2 separate regions of the Homo sapiens genome follow, and region 2 is linked to region 1. A link is a contact called in ENCODE Hi-C or POLR2A ChIA-PET data. All regions are on one chromosome and are shown on one strand. The core of a region is the stretch at or near the end of the contact, and the rest is flanking DNA. Distances in the headings are between cores, read along the strand shown.

Region 1 (7,022 bases), core at 991-3,490:
TAAAGTGTCCTGAAACATACATAGTGACCAGGAGTGCCAGCTATTGTTCAAATACCGTGACATTCTGGCTAAGAAATGGAGCGTAGGTCTCATCAGTGTTTTTCCCCAGGGGATAGGAGTCTCTGTTTCTGTCCATTTTCTTTTCTCTTTTCTTTTGTTTTTAATTGAGCTCAGCACAAAAGATTCCCTTTTAAGTCTTTATTGCAACCAAAACTTTACAAAGAAGTTAAGATGATCACTTAGTGACCAAATTTTAAAAGGTCAAATCAATTATAATCTGTCCATTTGGTTGAATACATGCTTTTTAAAAAATGTTTTAAAATGCAAATGGCATGGAAAATAGTCACAATGCAATGTGAAAAATTTCAAATCAAAATAAAATATGTATGTACTATATGAATTCAAATCTTTTAAAAACATGTTTTTATATATTTTTAAATATAAGAAGGCTATATGCCGAAATATTAACAAGATTACTCTGTGAAGTAATATTCTAAGTGATTTTTACTTTGCTCTTAACATTTTCTGTATTTTCTGAATTTCTTTTTTTTTTTTTCTTGAGACGGAGTCTCACTCTGTCGCCCAGGCTGGAGTGCAGTGGCGCGATCTCGGCTCACTGCAAGCTCCACCTCCCAGGTTCACGCCATTCTCCTGCCTCAGCCTCCCAAGTAGCTGGGACTACAGGCGCCTGCCACCACGCCCGGCTAATTTTTTGTATTTTTAGTAGAGAGGGGGTTTCACCGTGTTAGCCAGGATGGTCTCGATCTCCTGACCTCGTGATCCACCCGCCTCGGCCTCCCAAAGTGCTGGGATTACAGGCGTGAGCCACTGCACCTGGCCTGTTTTCTGAATTTCTAAGATGTGTATATGTTAGTGTTATAATCAGAAAGGAGGAAGAAGGGAGGGAAGGAGGGAATCAAATCATCAGGATTAACATTAAAATGCAAACTTTTGCTGGAAGATTAGAGAGGTCAGTAATACAGAGTGTGTAGCAAAAATGTGAAGGTAGAATATTTTGACTTGCTGTTCAGCCAATAAAATCTCATACCTCATTAGTGAGTCTTATTTACTGTGAGGAACTTGATAAGCTAACCCTTCTCCACATCTAGGATAGTTACAGATTCTCTTACAAATTCATGGCAACCTCAAGAAAGGATGGTGAAAAAGCACTAATGTACAGTCTCAGGCATGATAGATGTTTTTTACATCATGGGGAATATGCCAACAATTATGAGAGTTATGCCATTAATATTCCTTACCTGAAAATGCCTTGTATGTATGTGGGTACCCCTTTGAAATAATTAAACAAGTTATACATCAGCTAGTTGCCTTCAGATAGTCAACATCTCAGAACATGTCACTTCTCATGGTACCAAGTATTGCAGAAATGGTTTGTTTTCCTTTTTGGATTGTACTCTACGCTTACTTGAATTTCTATCTTTCTTTTTTCTATATTCCTTTTAGCGCATGATTGCAAATACGGCCAGAACAGTGAGATACTACAGGAGCCAACCCTTCAGTAAGTTAAGTGCTGCCACCTCTTACAATGTAGATGTTGGTGATTAAGGTCTTCTTAATGAGGCCATTGAGACACCCTTGGAGCCTGGGAAATATCTGACTGTGTCAGAGACACTTTGGACCATGAATTCCATGAGATAGGGGCCTTGAGTTTAAAGATTTTTTTTGCTGTTTTAAACTAGAACATATTTACATTGTTGTGAAACTAGAAAATCACCATAGGAATATTATTTTGTGAATGAATTTAAAGAGATTTAATTTGCTCTATCCAGTGCAGCTGGAGACAACTAAAGTACGACTGCCAACAAATCCTGCCTCAAACCAACTCTCTTTATGACTCATTGCTCCATGTTGAGAAACTCACATCAGCCCTTGATGACTCAGTTCAGTCAATTATAAACCAGGAAAGATAATATTTATTGTCTTTCAGGGTGTTGCAAGAATGCATTAATGTTTATAGCACATTCGTAAAAGGTCCAAAAACAGGATTTCATATTATATTTCTAGTATTCCCACATGAATTTGAGGTGCTCTTTTAAAATCTGAACATCTATCACAAGAACTGGTATAATACTTTAATATAAAAAAATTACTAATAATAAATAACAATTTTAGTCTGTTGGGAGTTAAGTTGCATCATAGCACCAGATGGTCATACTAGACCAGTGCTACTGTTTCTTCTGGGCTGGGACTTTGGTGGTGGGGGTGGAGCTTTGGCTCCCTCAATCTGGTCTGGAAATGAGAAGGTGAACACTAAAGGTTTTTGCTAAGCTCATTGTATGACTCACTTGAAGAAATTTATCTCATTAACTCAATATGATACTATGACATAGACATGAATCTGAGGCTACCAGTACCGTCTCCTCCAATAAACCGAGTGCTAAGAGACTATGATGTTCTTGTTTTATTAGTCAGAGTTGTTTGTTCTTCCTAGAGCAGGACTGGCTCATGGCCAGATTTGCTAACATGGGACACCAGAACTACTAAATGTTCATTTTTTAATGAATAGGGAGGAAAAATATAAGAAAAATGACATTGATTTGGGGAGCAACTGATTCAAATGACTGTGCCTTCTCTGACTTCCAAAATGTGAATAGTCTTGCAATATCATCAACTATTCTTATGTGGATTCAGCCAGAATTAAAGTGTCTCATGTGTTTTCATCTATTAATTTACGTTGTGTTTAAAGATGTGATCATAAAGCAGTTGTACAAGTGGAAACAAGAATAGATAAGTGACACCAGTTACAACCGGAGTTTATAATCCCAAATCCAGCAGCGGGGATAAAAGGGGACCCTGAAATTATATGCCAAATCGTGTGTGCCTGAGGGGGTTTATAGCCTTAAGAAGGTTTTCAGTGAGGCTCAAGAACCATAAAATAATATGCTTTGTTTTATGAGCTTCTTTGGAAGTAAATCTTGCATTCTTCTATGTCACCTCCTAGAGAAGCCAAGGGGAAAATGTATTTAAAAAGAAAAAACTCCACTGCATTTGTTGAAGTTATCAGTAACTGCTGGTAAACAACAGCTGCTCAGCTCTGAAGTCAACAATCTATAGATAAAGCTATAGGAATAGATTCACAAACACTGTGGGAATGTGTACAATGTAATTACAGTATATTGTACGTGTAGAGTACACTGCCAGTGAGAAGCAGAGGAAATTAAACACAATGTGCTCTGCAGTTCGCTGTGGTATTATTTCTATGTGATAATTATACTGATGAGTTTCTTCTCACAGGGGGCAGGGGCATGTATGTCTTCTCTCTGCTTTTCTGCCTTCAGACCTGCAACACTCCCCTTCACCCCTTGTGCAGATGGCATTCTAATTGTCTTTGGGAGTGCTGTGTGGATCTAGCAGGAGCAACCAGACTGCAGAAGGCAGTGTACTGTGGTGGAAACCCCGGTCAGGAGCCAGGGTCTGGCTCTGCCACTCCGGGTGTCCCCTTAGACCAGAGGCCCTACCCAGTGATGCTTGAAATGGAGGTGGCCCACAGAGGTGTTGGGTCTAAAGAGAGCATTTTTTTCCCTTTTATTTTGAAATAATGTCACCATTTTAAAATTGGGAGAATTCACGAAGAAGAAATCCAGATTTCCCATTTCTTAACAAAAAAAAAAAAAAAAAAGGAAGATCTGGCAACTCTAGGCACAGATTCCCCGTGGCAGCAACATGCAGAAGCCAGGTCATCACTTCCAGAGGGACCTGTGTTTCCAGTTCACCACCTTCTGGTCTGGCTTTCCTTATTCATGTATGTTCCCTGCGAGGGCTGAGTGCATTGGCTCATCATTCAGCCCTGATCTTCATTAAATTGGTTAACCTCAGTTGCTCACATGCTTGGGATGTGCATCAGAATAGAATGGTAGCTGAGTTTTCAGAGCAGATAGCATTAAAGAATCAAACGTCTAGCAGAAGTCATAACTTCAGCCTGTGAGTTGGGTTTTTTCTGAATATGGACAGTCTCTAAGAACATACAGTCGGTATAGTAATGCTGTATACTGTGTGCAAGTAAAGAGGGGAGTCAGGACTCTGTAGTCTCACTGGCTTGCTTCAGTTTGGCCCAGATGTTAAGCGCTTTTGTGAGGGGCTAATAAAAACTGTCTTTTGACATTAGTCTTCATCTGGATCAAAGGAGGCAGAGACACAGAGTGTGAGACACAGAGACCTCTGGAAAGGGAAACAATTTTAATCTATACCCAGGGGCTATCAGACACATGCTTCCCTTTTAATTTGGTGCCATTTTTTTTTTACAACGTGCAATTCAAAGGAGAATGATCAAAAGAGGTGATTCCAGGGAAGAAAAGAAAATTGGAGGGTAGGAAGGAGGAGATGGAACAACCAAGTGGAAACGTTTCAATGATTGTGGTGTGTTGAAAGGTCTTGAGGGAACCCAGGAACCTATGATAAATGTAATAAATAATTGGAGAAGTAAGATTGTATCTTATATACATATATTACACAATGCCAATTCTGCCCTTTCCTCTTTCAACAGATCCTGATGCAGCTCAAGCTAATAAGAACCATCAGGATGTCCGGAGTTATGTACGGCAATTAAATGTGATTGACAACCAGAGAACTTTATCACAGATGTCACACAGATTAGAGCCTCGTCGACCATAGACATTTCAAATGCCCAAAGCAACAGTTTGTCTCCAGTCCACAATCTTTCAAAAATGCCATTTATGCTACTACTGACTGTATTGCCACTAGAGAATTCTACAAAACAAGCAAAAACACATCCTGAGACACCTCAGGGCTGCATTCAGCTTACCAGCTACCTAGCAAGAGAAGGAATTATTTGACATGCCTAAAGCTTACACACTCTAGCTTAGGAATCCCCAGTTTGTGGCTACCCTGTTTCATTTCCACTTGTGCCATCTTCTTTGCTGAAGTGTTGAATAAGGCCCACGTGAAGAGTTTGGTAGAAATAGCCTTGTCAAGAGAACTAGCAAGCCCCTGACATTTTTTTCTAAGAGTGTTTATGGGATGAGATGTGCTACAAATGGGATAGATTTGGATAAAATTTTAACTCAACATCTTGATTTGGAGCCTGGGGTTTCGGGAAGGTGTTGAGGAATCTATAGAAGTCCAAATTATAGGTTGTATTCTTCCATCTTCATTGTCTTACCTCTGAAGGAATAGAACCTGACCACATTATTATGAAACATTATGGCTGTTTATGTAATTTAGGGAGGACTGGTCTGTAATTTCTGAATGTATATAGAATAATATTTATGTTTACAATGTAACTTTTCAAAATTTACAAATCAGGATTATATACATAAGAATTCCACTAAGAAATGCCAAGATTCTTAAATTTGCCAGCGTTAAAGTAGAAAATAACATTTCAGAAGAGCACAATATGCATAAAACATTTTTCAAAATTGAAATATTTTCCTGGGCATTAAAAACCTTTACTATTGGCTACAAATTTATTGTACCTGATGAAAACATATTTTCTGGACTTAAATGTTATTACAAATATCTTAATTTTCAGTAATTGTTTTGCACTTTCAAAGATTGTAAATAGTTCATTCAATCAATGGTATGGAGTTATTTATTTGCTACATAATAGATACTGTGCCAAATAATTACTTTTTATTTATTTTATTTAGTACGTAATTTTGAAGTACATTTTTTCCTGTTTTCACAATTAGACTACATTTAATGTGTAGGAATTGTATGTATGTATATCTTCTGTAAATAACATCTAGTATCTTCACTAAATATAATTGTCGACAAGAAATGGTTGTGTTCATCTCAATTCCTATAATATGAAAGGGGTAACCATTTGGTATGGTGGGGTGTTGGATCTTTTAATGACACAAAATACACATATTATAAAATTCATTCTTTTAAAGTGCAGAATCCAGTGATTTTTAGTATATTTACAAAGTTGTATAGATAACCATCATCACTATCTAACTTCAGAACATTCTCCTCATCCCTAAAAGAAACTCTGAACTCATTAGCAGTCACTTCTTCTTCTCCTCTCCCTCCAACCTCTGGCAACCACGAATCTGCTTTCTTTGTCTTCAGATTTACTCTGGATGTTTCATATGAGTGGAATCATACAGTATGAGGCCTTTTGCGTCTGGTTTCTTTCACTTAGCATAATGTTTTCAAGGTTGACCATATTATAGCTTGTACCAGTACTTCATTTATTTTTATGGCCATGTAATATTCCATTCTATAAATAGACTACATTTTGTTTATCCATTTATCAGTTGACAGACATTTGTCTGTTGTGTTCACTTTTCGGCAATTAGGAGCATTGCTGCTCTGAAGGGGCACTGGATTTTAGAGCTCCCTTGTGTGGGGCCTCATGCCATTTCTCAGTGATTTAAGTACTTAGCAAATATTTGATGAAGAGATATCCAAAATTCTTTAAATTCCAGACATGCCTCTATTTTTTTTAATAAGTCAGCATTTTCCAGAGTGTGTTCCAGCCTATTCTAGTCTCACAAGTTCACATATTGTCCCTCCAAAAACAAACACACACATACAAAGCCAAAAACAAAACCAAGATTCTATCTTCAAATAAATGTGGGGACCACTGCATAATATACCCCATTCATAGAAATGATTCCCAGTATTCACTCACACTGAAGGCTCTGAGAAGTCCTATTGTAATCCCTTTTAACATCCCACAATTAAAGTCCACTTTCAGAAATGCCAAAGCAGGCAAATGCCTCTCTGTGTTCATTCATATAAAATTTCAGGGTCCCCAGAACCAGAGGCGGTGTTTTCTGCGGTATTACACCTGCCTCTGGAGGCAAGTGCAGTGTCTGGGATTTACTAGACAATAAAAGAAGGTCACTGAATAAATTTTCTTGAAATCATTATCGTTCAGTATTTCACTATCTGATAGACCTCAATGTCAGCTGCAAAGGTTCCACTTTTATATATTTTCCTTTAGATATCCTTTATAGTTTCTTTTCTAGATAATTTACAAAGATGATGAACGAAGCTGGGAGCCCGTTCCTGGGGCATCCTTGCTCTTGTTTTGC
Region 2 (7,645 bases), core at 1,323-3,822, 140 kb after region 1:
CACAGCAAGACCTCATCTCTACCAAAAAAAAAAAAAAAAAAATCAGCCTCAGCATGGTGGTATGTGCCTGTAGTCCCAGCTACTTGGGAGGCTGAGGTGGGAGGATTGCTTGAGCCTGGGAGGTGGAGGCCACAGTGAGCCGAGATCAAGGCTGCAGTAAGCTGTGATCACACCACTGCACTCCAACCTGGGCAAAAGAACGAGACCCTGACTCCAGAAAGAAACAAAGAAATAAAGACATTATGCTAAGGGAATGATGTCAGACACAAGGAACAATTTGTATGATTCTGTTTATATGAACTATCCAGAAAAGGCACACTGGTAGAGAGAAAAAGCAGATTGTAGGGCTGGTGTGAGAGTGATGATTAACTGCAAACTGGCACAAGAGAACTATTTGTAGTGATGGAAAGGTTCTAAGACTGGATTGTGGTGGTGGTTGCCCAACTTTATGAACTTACTAAAAATCATCCAATAATATACTTATTGCAGGTGAGTTTGTGGTATGTAATTTATACTTCATTTTTAAAGGATTTTTCTCACTTTTTTGACCTTCTGTGCTTAAATTTTGAGAGCTCTTCTAAGTCCTTATGTGACAACAATTGATTTGTTTACACTGTCATTAAGCTGTCTGATTTATGCATTTAATATCTATCTCATAAGAATAACAACTTTTAAAGAAATACCTATTTATATACATACCTTTGTTTCAAATTTATTCTTCCAACACCTCTTTGGGTTTCTCAGTTCCAGCTAAATGGCTTTTGATTCTCAACTGAAGTTTACTATTCATTGTAAGTTACTGTCTTTTGTTTGACAGATATTTTTCTGGATGACATTAACTTTTAGAAACCACACCATGGAACAATTTTTTATATATTTTTGATGTCTTTTGTTAAATTCTTTAATGTATTTTCTCAATGAAAATATAAAGTCTTATTTCTGAAATGTATCTTGATTTTAATTATATGCTTATCTTTCCTTTTAAAATAGAATATGCTTCTCTGGGATCACTCTATGATTACATTAACAGTAACAGAAGTGAGGAGATGGATATGGATCACATTATGACCTGGGCCACTGATGTAGCCAAAGGTAATAATATTTGGTATATTCTTATAGAATTAGTGGGGTGCATTTTCCCCTCCTGAAATGGGGACTTAACATCAGAAAATGTTTTATTCTGTCTTTAGATGTTCTTTTTCCAGACCAAAAGTAGTAAGAATTCCACAGCTGATGGTACAGATAATATTTTAGGTCATTGCCTTTCCACTCCTGAATTCCTTTTATCTTCCTCTTAAGACTCTACTTTATTTCTATCCACGAAATCTAGTTGTAGCTTCAGGGCAGACATGTTTGTCATGTTTTGTGATATTATAATTGACTAGCTTGCTTGACACATTAAATGGAAAAATCATAGTTCTGTTGTTCTGAAAGTCTCTACTTAGACTCAGTATCCAGAAAACATGATTTATTGTAGGATTAGTTCTACTCATTTTGTATACATAATATGCTAAAAATAGAAACCACTTGCAAAAAAAATTTTTATTTGTCCTGCCATGTAAAAGCAATTCAGATTTTATTTTACATTTAATGTAAACTTACTTAGGCATCGCTGTTGGAATTAAATATTTTTAATACACCAAACCCCTAAACAAAGTGCCCAGTCTTTTTTCTCATACATTCTTGCATAGATGAATGCTTTCTAAAGCAATTCAAACTTCATTTATTTTTATCTTTTTTTTTTCCATTTTCCTAACTGAACATTTCTGGGCTTTATTTATAACTGTCAGAGTTGCTTTGGAAACAACTTCATCTAAATAATGAACACCGATAGTTATATTTGTATTCTAGCAACCCCTACAAAGTGTGTCTGAATTTTCCTGGGGCAATTAACTCCTCTACATTTTACTACTCCATTCTCTACAAGCATCTCTTTACAAAGCAAATATAATGTGATTTAGCACTCAGTAAGGGGAGCAACTCATACGTTGATTTCACTGTGTGACTTCCAAAAGTAGCAGTCTTTCCTTTGGGGAATTGTCTATTTTAAGTTTCATCAACACCTACCAAATTCTTCAAATAGGGAAAGTGAAAAAAAATTTTTTTTGAGTTTCATGCTAGATGCTGCTGCTGAATGATGCCTCATTACATTATAAAAATAATAAGCTCTGTGTTTAGGGTGGTGTACCTGAGACTTTATGTTAATTTGCTTAATTGTGTATTGATGCATCGGGCATCTCAAATCATGCTTAAACTTTCATATTCTTAAAGATATTTTCATGTAATATCATAGTGACTTCTCTGTATGTCAGTAGAACACAAGGACCAGCTCTCTGTAAGCAAGGTGATGTGCCTTTATTGGAGGCTGCCTGAGCATTGTGGAAATACCCTTAAATAATGTAAATGCATATATAGGTAGTACTTAACTTACAGCACATCACCTTACACACGTTTGCATTTAGGGTGCTCAGCCAGTTACACCCATGTTATTACTTTATTGGCACTTAGAATAGATAGACAGCAAACAAAACAGCTAACATCAGTCACTCTGCTTCCTGCTGTGCTCTACTTAAGCATCCCTGATTCCCAGCCTGGGAAACTCTTCTCCCTGCACCCCCTTAACCACATGCCACATCATCCCGACTGAGGGATAAGTCTCTTGGCTCCACATCAGCTGAGTCATTCTTGGTGTTTTCTCAAGAGTGCTAGTGCTCTGCATCAGAAGGGCAAGGAAGAGAAGGAATCGAATTAGGTAGCAAACTGGGCCTGGTGCAGTGGCTCATGCCTATAATCCCAGCACTTTGGGAGTCCCAGGCGGGTGGATCACTTGAGGCCAGGAATTTGAGATCAGCCTGGCCAACAAGGCGAAACCCTGTCTCTACTAAAAATACAAAAAATTAGCTGGGCGTGGTGGTGCACTACTCGCCTATAGTCCCAGCTCCTTGGGAGGCTGAGGCAAGAGAATCGCTCAAACCCCAGAGGTTTGCAGTGAGCCAACATCAAGCCACTGCACTCCAGCCAGAGTGAGACTCAGTCTAGAAAAAAAAAAAAAATTAGGTAGCAAACTGGTACCAGAGTTAAAAATAAGGAAGGAGAGGCCAGGCACGGTGGCTCACGCCTATAATCCTAGCACTTTGGGAAGCCGAGGAAGGTGGATCACCTGAGGCCAGGAGTTCAAAACCAGCCTGACCAACATGGAGAAACCCTGTTTCTACTAAAAATACAAATTTAGCCAGGCGTGGTGGCGCATGCCTGTAATCCCAGCTACTCAGGAGGCTAAGGCAGGAGAATCACTTGAACCTGGGAGGCGGAGGTTGCGGTGAGCCAAGATTGGGCCATTGCACTCCAGCCTGGGCGACCGAGTGAGACTCTGTCTCAAAAAAATAAAAAAAGGGAAGGAGAGAATGGGATTGGACCCACTGATGGTGTCCAAAACTGCAGATTAATAAAATCCCTTTTGCCTGTCTGGCTAATGTGTTTGACCTCAGGTGAGAAGAGTGAGGCAGAGAAGAGGCTTGTATGTTTATGGACGCAAGTAATACTTAACATTTAAAAATCCTTTAAGATGGCCCATTAAAAAAAAAAAATCAAGGCTTTAGGAATGACTTCAGCTTTCTCTGATAAGCTGGGTGTAGAACTTAAGAATTTAAGAGATTAAGTAGGAAGCCTTGATTTTTGTTGATTCTGTTTCAAATTCAGCTATGTACCTTTCAGTTTAACCTATGATTGAATCCACTGGAGCAATGATATGTTGAGAAATCAGAGAATGAATATTTTAAGCAAAGGTTGATTCATGCATTTTAAAATAGGCATTGCTCAGCATCATTGCTGTTGAGACAATATCTTCTCACAAAAAAGATTCTCTTCTTTCTAGATGTGAGGATAATGGAGGGTGGACCAGCAAGTATATCTGAAATTGCTGCAAGCTAATCAGCAATGCTTAAAAGGAACAATTAAAGCAGATAAACTCCAATCCAGTTTCAAAATGGTCACCACTCATTCCAGTTCTCCCCAAAAGTCTCCTCAGTTACACCTGCCAATTCTTTTTTTAAGGAAACCCTGAATGTACACCTGATGAAAGTATTTTTCAGCCTTCTTAATTGTTTGCAATAAATATAAGGCAGAATTATAGATGGATCTACAAAAACATTAAATAGAATTTTATGTGTGTGTGATGACTATTGTTTATATGAAATATTATTTAAATGTATACTATGCATCGTACACTAATACTTTATGGTACTTTTTTCTTATAATCTTCCATGAGGAAGGAAAGTGCCTATATTTAAAGCTTTTGTATTTGAGTCTTGTTTTTTGAAATCCTTACTTGTCAGCAAGTGTAGAAACTATCTCTACCAGTAATAGTAATTATACAGATTCTACCTGAAAAATTATTCAGGAATTTGATTCTAAAGCAAGAGAGAGGTAACTATGAAATCCAGTCATATAGATTATTAAATGCTACCCAAGTTGTAACTATTGAATTTTTGCAGTTTGAGGGATGTAGAACTTCTTATCAGAAGAGAAATTTCCTTTATCCCAGTTACATCTTATTTAAGATCACATAATTACTAATACTTGTGTTAACTTGACTCTTCAGTGATATCATTCAGTGATATCATTAAAAGGCAAGAGTTTAAATTTTCTTTGTCCTTTCATGATTCTTCAATATATCATAATTAAAATAGAAGAATAAAGATTTAAAAATTAACCTCTCTATATGCTTTAAAAAGCCTAAGCCTCTTATTAAATTATTTTCAATGCATTGTTCATTTTAAAAAGAAGCCTATTTGATTTGGAGGTGAGGGGGAGGCTATTTCTGCCATTAGTTAGAAAAAACAACTTGAGAAATAAAGAGGATATATTTTAGTAGAAAATCATCCTTTTTTTATTCTAAAGGGGTAGACAATACGTAAATACAGAAAGAGTCAAAAACTACTAAGGTGGTAACCATAAAATGTGTCTTTAAAGTATAATTTTATATTCAAAATAATAAAGCTCTATAAATATGATGGAAAGAATTTTGGAGTATGTTGAAATACAGATTATCTCAAAGATTTATCCTTGTAAAAGGAATGAAATACTTTGTAACTACTGTATACTTTTTTATCTGAAGATCATAAAATTATTTACCAACCGTAACTAATCAGTCCTCCCAGTTCTCCCCACCACTACCCCACATCCACTCCCAGGTCTTGTTGGAATGGGTACTGAGAAAAAGCCAAGCTGCAGCCAGGTAACCATAGACATCCAGAACTTCGGTAACTGGACATCAGAATCTGCAGTTGGGTACCTGCAGACAACCAGATGAAAACCACAAATTTTACTCAGAACTTTGGCAGATTTAGAAGGTAGTTGGTAGCGGAATACCTTAGTCGTGGAGCCCTCCTTTCAGTGGTTACTGTGCTATTTTCATGCAGACTGCAGAAAATTAAGGTGTCCTTATTAGGTATTGTAAGAAGCTAGATTTACCCACAGTCAAATTCCAACCTCTAAGAGATTAAAGCTTATAAATTTGACTTCACATATACATGTTACTAATGTAGACATATTCTGTTTTCATTTTATCAGTCATGGAAGAATAAGACATGTGAATTAGTTTCTGCTCTTGAGTTCTTTGAAAAACTATGAAAGGTAATACTGATGTAATGTTGAAAAATATTAATAGGCCTTTATTTCTTCTTGTGTGAAAAGGAATGCATTATTTACATATGGAGGCTCCTGTCAAGGTGATTCACAGAGACCTCAAGTCAAGAAACGGTAATGTAGTTATGTTTTTATTTTACCTATTTTATTACAAATTACATACACTTGCATGTAGAAATGAGCATCATTCTTTTACATATCTTTTGTAACCTACTATTGGACTCACTGCTGATACCATGGAAGCCTTTCTACTGTCAATAAATAACAAAAATCTCAATATTATTTAAAGAAGCTGCATAGTATTTCACTGTATAAATATAGCCCAGAATGTGGACATTTGAATTGTTTACATTTTTTCTCTGATAAGAAATGTTGGGCTTAATATTTCAGCCAAATTTTTCAAGACATCCCTAATTATTTCCCTAGAATCATTTTCTAAAAGAGATACTGCTGTGTCAAAGTATGCAGTCATATATTTTTAGTCTTCTATTTTTAGGTGGCTTTGTGCACTATCAATTTTGAATTTTGTTCTTGTTGCATCTGAATTGCGTGGTGTGAATTGTTGATGCCAGTCATGCCTGTATTACCTGGAGTAGTGCCCAGAAATGAGCCACATGATTGGAAGTTTGGAAAGTAAAGGCTCTCTTTTTCTTCTTTCTCTTCTTCTGTACTTTCTAAAGCTTATTTATGGCCCTGTATCTTATAATTTGGAGGGTGAGCATTTTAAAATAACTTGCAGGATTAGACATTACCTTCAAGTAGGAGTGGTAACAGAATGCTTCTTCTGTTACATCACTTCAGAGTTATCTGAGAAAGGCAGTAGCATTATAGCACTAGCTAAAGTAAACATCAGAGTTTGCCACTTTTCTGAATACCCTCCAATCAATTAATTATTTACATGCTTTCTAAATGCTCCTTCTCAGTAAGGAGGAAGCGAACTATCTATTTTTAGGAGATCTTTAATTAAAACGAGTATATGCTAATAGTGTGATCCTTAGAATGGGTGGTGATGACAAGTAGTGGAAGAGAACCAGGGAATGAATCGATCAGGTACCCTTGCACGTGCCTCAGGACTGTGAGGTTTGTGTGTGTGAGTGTGTGTGTGTTTAGCAGGGGGTGAAGGGATGGGGGCGGGGAGGGAAGTTATCAGCACCTGCCACTTATCAGTAGTCCAGGTTGGACCACCAATTTAACCCTGTCTGATTGTCCTTTCCTCTTCTAGGTTATCATGTATTCTTTGGTTCTTCTTAGACTTAAGCTTCCTGGAACTAAGCACTTTTGATATATGGTCAGCTAACAGGAAGTCATTAGGAAATAATCTAGGCTGTAGTAGAAAAGATCAGAGTTTTATGAATTTGTAAATTTTCAGTTCATGCTCAGAATTTCAATTTAACTATGTTATTTGACTTCAGTATATCTTAAATCTTCTACAAAAGAGGAATGATTAACTAAATTATGGATTTTTCCCTGCTATCATTATGAAGACTATATAACAATGGAGAGTGTCCCCATTTTAAAAAGTTACAGTTATATGTATTATAGTTACTAAATAGGAACACACATACACTGATATTGAAAGAATATAGACCTAACTTATAGCAATTCTTTTTCCCTTGGAAAGGTAACCAGAGTTTCACTTTCTATGTTATGTATTTTTATAATGGCAGTTTTTCTAGTGAGCACTTGTTAATCTTATAATGAGAAAGCTGAATATAAAATTAATAATATTTACATTTCTATTTGTAAAAGTTTGTAGCTTATTACTTATAGTACCAGGTTTACCCTGAGGCTATTTTCAAATATTAGATCATACAAAGATCATTTTCCCTCCTTGGTAAAATCATCAGTAACTAGTAAGTATTGATCATCTATCATGTTCAAGGCACTGCACGGTTTACAAAAGAAACATCTGAAACAGTTCTTCAGAACTTTATCCTTGGACTCATCTCCTCTTATGCTCTGAGTCTTGCACTCCCATAAAAGCCCTATTTACATATTA

What was found. A loop is a pair of places that touch in the nucleus more often than their neighbours do. ChIA-PET counts read pairs that join two places held with the same protein, here RNA polymerase II (POLR2A). Pooled maps may share reads with other maps.
Region 2: a loop to region 1 is called in a pooled map, with 1.8 times the contacts of the local background. The contact joins two enhancer-like sites. A Hi-C loop is called at or near these places in 1 of 50 pooled maps. POLR2A ChIA-PET finds 5 or more read pairs at or near these places in 4 of 52 experiments (A549, BJ, OCI-LY7 and 1 more).

The regions. Positions count from the first base shown.
Region 1 is chr2:173,047,136-173,054,157 of GRCh38, forward strand. It overlaps RAPGEF4 (Rap guanine nucleotide exchange factor 4), which reads left to right. Exons shown (of 31, transcript NM_007023.4): 30 at 1,465-1,519; 31 at 4,505-5,758. The coding sequence ends at 4,632. Among named protein-coding and RNA genes, the nearest start is that of MAP3K20, 25 kb to the right of the region's middle. Within about 2 kb of position 2,241, at least 26 of the 41 ENCODE cell types and tissues checked have a DNase peak (open chromatin) inside an H3K27ac peak, as active enhancers do.
Region 2 is chr2:173,181,864-173,189,508 of GRCh38, forward strand. MAP3K20 (mitogen-activated protein kinase kinase kinase 20) reads left to right here. Exons shown (of 20, transcript NM_016653.3): 4 at 991-1,092; 5 at 5,695-5,760. Among named protein-coding and RNA genes, the nearest start is that of MAP3K20-AS1, 96 kb to the right of the region's middle. Within about 2 kb of position 2,573, at least 10 of the 41 ENCODE cell types and tissues checked have a DNase peak (open chromatin) inside an H3K27ac peak, as active enhancers do.